Linked DNA regions of Mus musculus: region 2 is linked to region 1. Evidence: chromatin contacts called from ENCODE Hi-C or POLR2A ChIA-PET data. All regions are on one chromosome and are shown on one strand. The core of a region is the stretch at or near the end of the contact, and the rest is flanking DNA. Distances in the headings are between cores, read along the strand shown.

Region 1 (4,666 bases), core at 1,935-4,434:
ATAGTGCTCCCTAGACTTGAAGTATAAATAAAATAGATCCCTGACAGTCTGAAATGGTTTAGATAATAGTTCCTTCATGAGACAGATGGATTGAAATTCAATACATTCCCACATAGCCATCATTTGCTGAAATGCTCCAAATATCTTCATGTCAGTCTTATAGCAAGTCTGGGAGCTATAATCTTCAATTACATTCCTTTCTCCTTTGCTTCCTTTCTGCCCAGGCCTTCAGTACAAGTAAGTTGGAAAGAAGATACATTTCCTCCCTCCAGTCAGCTGTCTGCTGTTTGCAACTGATACTATGCACAGCAGTACAGCATCTGTGTTTCAGCAAAACGATGTGTGAAAACAGTTTTCAAAAGGCTCTCTCTCTAGATAAAAAGAAAACCAAAAATATGTTCGGTTACGACTTTGTAAAACCGATTGAATTTGGCTGTGAATGAGAATCTAATTGTTACCCAGTTCTGGTGGAGCCTTCCCTAACCATTATCTTCATCATAGAGGTAAGTCAGCTGTAGCAGAATACAATTCTTGTGGAAATCATTAAAAGAAATGATAACAGCTGGGCAGTGGTGGCGCACGCCTTTAATCCCAGCACTTGGGAGGCAGATTTCTGAGTTCCAGGCCAGCCTGGTCTACAGAGTGAGTTCCAGGACAGCCAGGGCTATACAGAGAAACCCTGTCTCAAAAACAAAACAAAAAAGAAATGATAACGAGCAAGTTGTTTAATGATTTACATTTCTTCTTTTAAAATTATGTGTGTGTGTTTTATAATGTACTGTGCATATATGTGTGTGCATGTCTGCGTGTGTGTGCGTGTGTATTTTATGATGTACTGTGCATATATGTGTGTGCATGTCTGTGTGTGTGTGTGTGGTGTGTATGATGTGTGTGTGTGTGCATATGTCTTTATGTGTATGAATGTGGTATATGTGGATGTATGATGTGTGTGTGTGTGTGTGTGTGTGGTGTGTATGATGTGTATGTGTGTGGTGTTTATGATGTGTGTGTGCATATGTGTGTATATGTGGTACATGTATGTGTATGAATGTGGTATGTGTGTGTGTATATGTGTGTATGATGTGTGTACATATCTGTGTGTTATGTTGTGTTTATGTGTGGGCACAGCTGTCATGAAGTCCCTGTAGAGGAGACCCGTGAAGTCCATTCTTTCTTCCCATCTTTATGAGCTATGGTGTTGAACTCAGCCAGGATTTCACGGACAGTACTTTTTCTGGCTTTGCAATCACACTCGCCGTACTTTTCTTATTCTTTGTATTTATTTTTATTTTATGTGTATGAGTGTTTGCCTAGATGTATGCATTGCATCATGTGGGTAACTGAAGATATAGACATCTGTGAGTCAACTGAACCCAGGTCTTCTCAAGAGCAGTAAGTACTCTTAACCACTAGGCTTAACCACCAGCCTTCCTACATTCCTTCTTGATAGCTCCTTAGAAGAAACACAAGCTGGCATGCATTGTCAGCAAAGGGAGCAGGGGTCACTTTACTGCACTGTTGCAGCTAGTTCTCTAGTTTTGAACATTAGTGACAGGTTATTTTCCTGTTTTTCATTTATAATCTAAGAAAATCTGCTTTTTCACCTAGGCTTGTTTCCATGGGATGAGCACAAGCATATTTCACAAGGCTGAATTTGAGGGCAGAGAGACCCACACAAGTTAGAGAGTCCAGACTTAGGCTATGTTTATTGACACAGATATATTCCTCAGTCAATAGTAGGAACAAATATGGTGCTTTTGTAAACTCGATAACATTCATTGTCAGCATCTCTCTTGTTTCTGTGTGATTTGAATGATCAGTATTTCTTTGATGGGTTGACTGGAATTTTTTCATGATTTTTCATTTCTTTTTGCTAAGCAATTGTCAGAGGAAAGAATCTATTCTAGTTGTTCAGATAAGATAACTCGAAGTTAATAAGGTATAAATACACAAAGATGCAAGACTAATAGTCCTCAAAGCACAGCTCCAATCAATATCTTCTCTAATCATGTTTGTGACTCTAGACTTAATGAAGCTCTGCGTTTTATCCCTGGACTTTACAGGTCTGAAGTCACTGACCTTTGCTTAATTTCTGTAGCTCTTCTTCTTTAAGTGCTTATTAATTCTGGGCTCATAAAGATTGCCTGAGACGCTTTGAGAGAGGAAAAATACGCTAGGGACAACCACATGCTAACTGAACATGAATCCAGAAGTGAAACTCAGGCCTTAATTTGTTTGTTTGTTTGTTTGTTTGTTTGTTTGTTTTGCTTTTGTGGGAGTGAGTTCCTAACTCCGAGTACGAATAAATGTACCATTGGAAGGGTGCAGCTCTTAAAAGCCTTTGATGCACCCCAGCTCAGAAAGTACGATCTTCTAGGTCTAGGCACGAAGAAAGCCTGCAGGAAGAATGACAATTCATTCATCTGTTAGGACATTTTGAAGTTGACACACACTCTAAGTGACACACAGTCCAACGTTCAGCCAGAGTTGCAAACTCACTCTCTGTAAACAGTAGATTCAGAGCAGCCGGGAGGTAGGGAGGTTGGAAACGCCAGAATCCATGGTGTTGGAAGAAGGCTCATGGCCAGGACGACTGGCGCAAGGCAAGTTATCTCCCTACATTTTGTCTGTGTTGTGCCGGGCTTGCCTCTCCCTCCCTACACCTGATAGTGCCAAGTGTGCAAGCAGTGGAACTATAAGCTAAGCACCACCCTGGTGATCGTTTTGCCGATTCGTAAACACTAAGCTTTAAAGATTTAGCAATTTGCTACACCACAAGATAAAAAAGCAACTAAGGCAGATGGCCAGACCCAGTGCCTTAATCCAAAACTGAACTAGCTATCCCTTCCAGGACAGAATCCAGAAACCAGGTTGGGCGTGGGGAGGAGTGAGGGGGGCACAGAGTTCTGTTTCCATCAAGGATGGAGTAGGCAAAACTCGATTCCTTCTTCCCACTCATGGTTTTCCCTCAGTGCTTCTGACCCCCCCACCCCCCCACCCCACCCCCCTCTGATGCTCAGGACAAAGCTTGATCTGCTCTGTCATGTAAAGTGCGGTGTGGTGGGCAGGGTCCAGAAGGTTACCTCTGGCAAGTGACTAAGGGCTTGTCAAGGCCAGGGAATGCTCACTGGCAAGGGGAGTTACAGTGTTGCTAAGTCGGATCCCCAGTGAGGTGCAGTCAGCCACGGGAAGGGGGCGGCGAGAGCTAGCGTGCTGAAGCCTAGAGGCGGGAGAGGGAGGAGAGTCCGCGCAGAGCAGAGGGAGGCGCGCGCTCAGAGCGAACACCCACTTGCATCCGACCCTGGTGGCGCGGCGCGGGGAGGCAGCAGCTGAGACAGCACCAGGTCAGAGCCTTTGCATCCCGCCCAGTCTGCCCGCCAGCGCCAGGACCGCTGAGGATGGAGGATTCCCGGGAGACTTCGCCTTCCTCCAACAACTCCTCGGAAGAGCTCAGCTCTACCCTGCAACTGTCCAAGGGCATGTCCATCTTCCTCGACGTAAGTATAGCTGAAGTAGTTAGGTGGGCGCATTAGGCATCACCTCTGTGAGAGGGGAGGGGTCAGGAGCAGCGGTTGGCTGCTGGCATTGCTATCAGACCTCCACTCAAACTATCTCCTATCTGCTGTTCCCCAGAGGACCCTAGGCAAATAAATGCAAGAGAAAGGACTGCCACCCAACTTGTAAAGAGCTGTCCCAGACCTGCAGCTTTGATTATAAGCTTTAAGGAGCCCCCAAAGTTCGACTTCCCAGAACCTAGGGCTTCTGCCCGGAATGGAGAGTCTCCCATTGAGCAGTGTAGGACTTGATTCCGGTCTCATCCCTGCTGCCCAATTTACTGGCAGGCACTCTCTCTCCCTTGTGCTGGGAGCGCTGACGGAAGCCTTAGACATTGTGATGCCCCTCCAGCTACTCCCAGCTACCTTCAAAAACAATTTCTTTGAACGTATTCGTTTTCTTATTTTACAACAGAAGCCAAGGTCTCTTTTATCATAATGATTTTTTTTTCTCTTTTGGTGCCCGCTGCCTTCCCTATTATTCTCCCCACCACCACCACCTGCCCTGCCTAAGTTGTAATTACTATCATTAACCTTCTCTTCTAGCTTTTGATGGTTTTCCCTATGGTCCCATTCCTTGCTTGGGAATTGACTTCCTTGCTTCGCATCTCTAGCCTGACCATTCTTTCCGTGCTATTTTGTCTCCTTATGCTGTAATCTCTCTCCCCCCCCCCCTCTTTCTCTCTCAGTTTTAGATTTAATTTGCTCCTAGATTCCGCTTCGCTTTGTCCCTAATGTTTGTTTCTCACCCGGCTGCCTTGTTTTGTTTCCTGGCTTTCCTGTTCCTGGGTTGCTTGCCTTCTGGGTTCTGGCTCTTCTAGCTGCTGTTCACATGTAAAATTCACTCTGTTCCCCCAGGTAGTGTCTGGCTTGCTCAGTGGGGACAGTTCTAGCCGCTCCTTTTTTAGCATGATGGAAAATGGGCAAAGCATGCAAAGGAGCCTCGTTTGTCCCTGCCCCTCCCCTTCTCTAAGCCATCACTCCTTATTAAAGTCCAAGCATGAAGGAGGTGGGCCAGAGGCTAAATACACTTGAGTATGAAAAATGAAAATGTGAGGACATCAACTATCATAATGGCCAGTCAGGGATTTTGAAGATAATGGGGGAGGGGC
Region 2 (4,421 bases), core at 1,144-3,643, 120 kb before region 1:
ACAGTAGATAAACACTGAAATGCAAGTCAGACTCTTACATATATATCACATGTAATCCCAGTAGCCTAACAGGCCAGGCCCAATACTTTCCTCACTTTGCAAACAAATTAAGGTGCAGAAAGAACAAGACACCTTAGCCAAGGTCAGCAGACGCCTAAGACAGGACAGCAGACTACCAGCATAGTCTTCTCATCTGTTGTAGGCAACAACTATTGGAAGTCATGTGTACCAGCTGAAGAATGGAAGATACCTGGAGAGAGCCTAGAATAGCAGTTGTCACATACTATGTAGACAAGAAAAGATGCAGGTTGTGCCAGAGACAGATCACACCACCAGAATTAAAACTATACATGCTCCTAATCCTCCATCATATTTCCAAGCCTTGGTACAGCTGATCTATTATAAGGCTGATCAAAGTTTATGTTCATATTTCACAACATGAAACAATAAAAGCTGAGAAAGGCTGAGGCCAAACTTACTGCTATCTCTCAATACATGCAGTTTCCTTTCAGTTGACGGGTGCATACCTGGGAATCTCAGGTATGAACTCTAATGTGCAATCACTGAATGTGGGAAACCCATTCAGTCTTTTTTCTGGAAAGTCAAAGCTGGGCATGGGGATTCATGTTTGTAATACAGCACTAAGGGAGGTTGAGGCAGGAGAATCACTGCCAGTCTAGGGTCAGCCTGAGCTACTCAGTGAGTTCTAGGATAGCCTGGGCTAGAAAACAAAACATAGTCGGATTAGGTTTCATAATTTGTCCTAAGGCCATAAAGTTCCCATCAAGTGGTTGCCACCTCACCAGCAATGATTTATACCTTTAACTCAGGTGCATCCTCGCTATAGAAGCCTACACAGAATAAACTAAACCTCTGACCATAAGTGCAAGAGTCTTTAGATAATGTGTGTAAGAAGAGCCGGTGCTCATTTTGTTTTTATGAACCACCCAGGTGACTTCAAATAGAGTTCTAAACAAAGATAAACAGGATTCTCAGCTTTTCCAAGACAGCAAACTACTTTTAAGAAGCTTACTACAAATTTAGGAAACTCCAAGAACTTGGGGTCTACTGCTGTCTCCTCCTCCACTGTTAAAAACAAAAGCGATCCATGCTCCAATATAACCAGAAACCTGAATCTGAACCCTGCTGCATTTATGCAGGGCAGAGAGAAAGCTGGGGAAGTCAAGTCACAAAGCTTTATGGCTCAAGAGCTACCAAAGTACTTTTTTTTTATCAAACTCATACACAAACACACGCACGGGGGGGGGGGGGGGGGATAGTTCTTTATCAGGTCTTCCAAGGGGCTGTGTTATATGAATTTGTAGTGTAATTTTTTTCAGGGTGCCATAAAAATGTCAATGACTCTTCTGTCATACAGAGCGCCTCCTAGGGTGGTCACAAGGCCTCTAAAAGACAAATTTGGAGAGAGCACGAGAAGGAGGGGCCAGGGGGACCCCACTTACCGAAAACACTGCATTCTGAAGCCCAAAAGGTATGGGAGTCAGCCGGGCCAGCGCCACCACCTTCAGGCCGCTTCCTCCCTCCACGACGCGGATAACGGCGCTCAGCTTGTCGCTGTTCTGGATCCTGGCAGCCACCCAGGCGGTGAGTAGCCGCTTGCAGACCACATGAGCGATAAAGGTGCCAATGAGGACGCCCACCACCATGAGCCCCATGCCTAGCACGAAGCCGTACAGGTAGCCGGCCGCCACATTAAGCACGATGTAGCCCCAACCGCAGGGGAAGGAGACCACGATGAAGCCCACGACGAAGAGCAGGACACCGAGCAGCGAGTCGAGGCTCTCCACCCAGAGCAGGAGGTGCTGCAGGTAGCGGCGGACCAGGGCCAGGGAAGCGAAGCACAGGGCGGCCAGCACGCACACCAGCACGAGGCTCCGGCACCAACAGGTGCTGCCGAGGCAGCAGCAGCGCCAGTTTCTCACCTCGGCCACCCCGACCACCACGCCGCCGCCGCTCCCGGGGCCGCCTGCCAACGCCCCGGCCGGCGCCGGCAAGTCCGAGGCCGCGGGCAGACCGTGGCGCTCCAGATAGGCGCCGAGCAGGGCGCCCGAGGCCGCCGCCGCAGCAGCAGCCGCCGCCGCGCTGGCCCCGCCCCCGCGGGGAAGGCGGTCCTCCGAGCGGTCCCCTCCCGCTGTCCGCTCCGGTGCCCAGCGGCCCGGCTGCTCCACGACTCCCGTCCGACCGGCGTGCTGCAAGGCCCGGGGCAGCGTGTGGGGCAGGCTCCCACCGGGGTTCCGCATGCCTCGGCCTCAGCCGGCCAGTGTCTCCACTCCCGCCGCGTCCCCCCGCCTGCGGCCTTCCATGGCACCCCGCACGCCAGGCCTCGGCTCCCTGCGTCCTCTCGCGGGGAGGGAACGGCCGGAGAAGGGCGGCAGCGGCGGTCGAGACGCGGTCCCGCCGGGAGTCGGTCGAGTCTGGACCCCGCGCCCGCAGAGCCCGCCCCCTTGGGCCCGAGGGGCGGGGCACGCGCAGAGGGGGCGGAGACATAGCTGGGTGGTCGGTCACGCCCCCGTGACGCCCGGCTGGTGCTGCGGATGAGTGGCGAGGTACCCGCGTCTCTCAGGCAACGGAGGCCTCGGCTGCCCGGGGCAGAAGAGTGAGGCGGAGGGAGGCCACGGGAAGCGGAAAGGGGACCCGGGGCTGCGCGCTCTCAGCTTCCACGGGCGCGCGCGTGCCTGCGTGTCAAAGACCCTTGGCCGCAGCTGCTGGGACTCTTGCCAAGTGCCTCTCTTTGGCTTCTGATTGACCTTTCCTGCAAACCAGCAGTGGGGTGTCGCTCTCCCCCAAAAGCTGTCTGGCGACTTTAGGGGAGGAGTTCTTATCTGTTCGTAGGAGGATAATTGTACCATCCCAGAGAGCAAAGTCTCCCAGTGGCTTCTAGATAACTCGGTTGTTTAGGAGCCCAGGGAATTGGTTGTGAAGAGCCACTCTTCAGAGAATGTGCCTTCTAGACCCTAGTCCTTTCCTGAATGCCAAGCACTGTGCTGCGTAGAGTGGAAAAGATTCCTCAAAAGACCTTTATAAAAAGGGTTGCTGTTACCAGCCCTTTCACGAGCTATGTATAGACTTATGACTGACCCAGTGCTAGGAGAGCAAGGTAAGGAATCAAAGATGTTAGCTAGAGTTCTTATCTGAGATAGTAGATAGAAGAAAGCCATTGACTTAAGGAAAATATTACAACTATGTACAAATGAAGTTGATGCATCAGAGTTGAGATGTCCATGATATCCACCCAAAAGTGGCATTCCAGTGGATGTTTGAAAATAGGAATATGGCGTTGACATGAATTATCACTCCTAGAAATTTTGACATTGATACACAGGCAACCGTTAAGACCATGGTTATGGATGACTGAATAGTAGTAGGTGTACTAAATATTCCCTGTATTCTCTACTCGGTCATAGTAGGCTGACTTCTATGTCCAGGCCTCGTGTTTGGGTCAGTCTCCACGATATATTCTGCCAAGTGACTTGTGACTAGCTTTTAGATGCTTTAGGAACCTTCCAAAATCCTTTCTCTCTTTGCCATTGTCAATTATTGGTGTTCCACAGAGTGAAGAGTAAGAATCCCAGTTACTTCTTGATGGAAGTATATAAATGAGTGAGAAGAAAAACCACGGACATGTGAGAGTTATATTATCAGGGCACTGTGATATCATCACTTCTGACTGGTGTGAATGAGAATAAGTCTGAGAAATTAAACCTTGAGGCATCAATATGCTACTTGGACCTTGTGAAGAGAATCCGAAAGACTGCCGAAATATTACTTAATATTTTATGATGATGATCATCATCATCATCTAGGCACTCCTATTTCCGTTTCTGCTCTGTCATTTACTCCCATACCGTACAGAAGCCTTGTGTTCGCTTCCAGTTCACATTGCAGACTAAAATCCAGATGCGGAGCCCTTAGCTCTGAGCCAGCTCTTGGGCTGCCAGCGCTCTGCACAGGCCAGTCTTGGATCAGTTCACCCATATTTATGCAGCACATGCCTATCCAAGATAACCATCTGTGTCCACTGGGCACAGTGCTCTGGCCACTGCAGTGTAAACTGTAACTGGACGTTTCCACTCTTGTGCCACTAGAATTTATTTCTTGTAGAATTATGAAGATTACATTTTACAATGGGAAAGGAGGCTTGCCTTGCTGCATTACACAGCATGATCAGCCTAAAACCCTTATGGGAAAATATTAACTCTCTCCCCTGGCCTACAAAGGTGTTTATGACCTCACCTGGCTGCCATCCCTACCTCACTGCCCTTGCCCTTCCCACACTAGCACACTGGCCTCCTAGCTCTCTCTTGCATTCGCAAGTCTCCTACTTGAGGTTGTTCACACTCTACCTCTGCTGACCTCTCTCTGGTGAATAGTCTTCCCTTGTCTCTTAGAAAGTCTAGTTT

The links. Hi-C counts contacts between places; a loop is a spot of excess contacts on that map. ChIA-PET counts read pairs that join two places held with the same protein, here RNA polymerase II (POLR2A).
Region 2: a loop to region 1 is called in a map of left cerebral cortex, with 2.9 times the contacts of the local background. The contact joins the promoter of Tmem64 here to the promoter of Necab1 in region 1. A Hi-C loop is called at or near these places in 1 of 37 maps with a recorded cell type or tissue (left cerebral cortex). POLR2A ChIA-PET finds 5 or more read pairs at or near these places in 2 of 5 experiments (both embryonic stem cell).

What each region holds. Positions count from the first base shown.
Region 1 is chr4:15,147,649-15,152,314 of GRCm38, reverse strand. It overlaps Necab1 (N-terminal EF-hand calcium binding protein 1), which reads left to right and starts at 3,184. Exons shown (of 13, transcript NM_178617.4): 1 at 3,184-3,497. The coding sequence starts at 3,399.
Region 2 is chr4:15,263,792-15,268,212 of GRCm38, reverse strand. Tmem64 (transmembrane protein 64) reads right to left here and starts at 2,393. Exons shown (of 3, transcript NM_181401.3): 1 at 1,464-2,393. The coding sequence starts at 2,261. Gm51436 (a long non-coding RNA gene) reads right to left here and starts at 1,456. Exons shown (of 2, transcript XR_003955370.1): 1 at 1-1,456.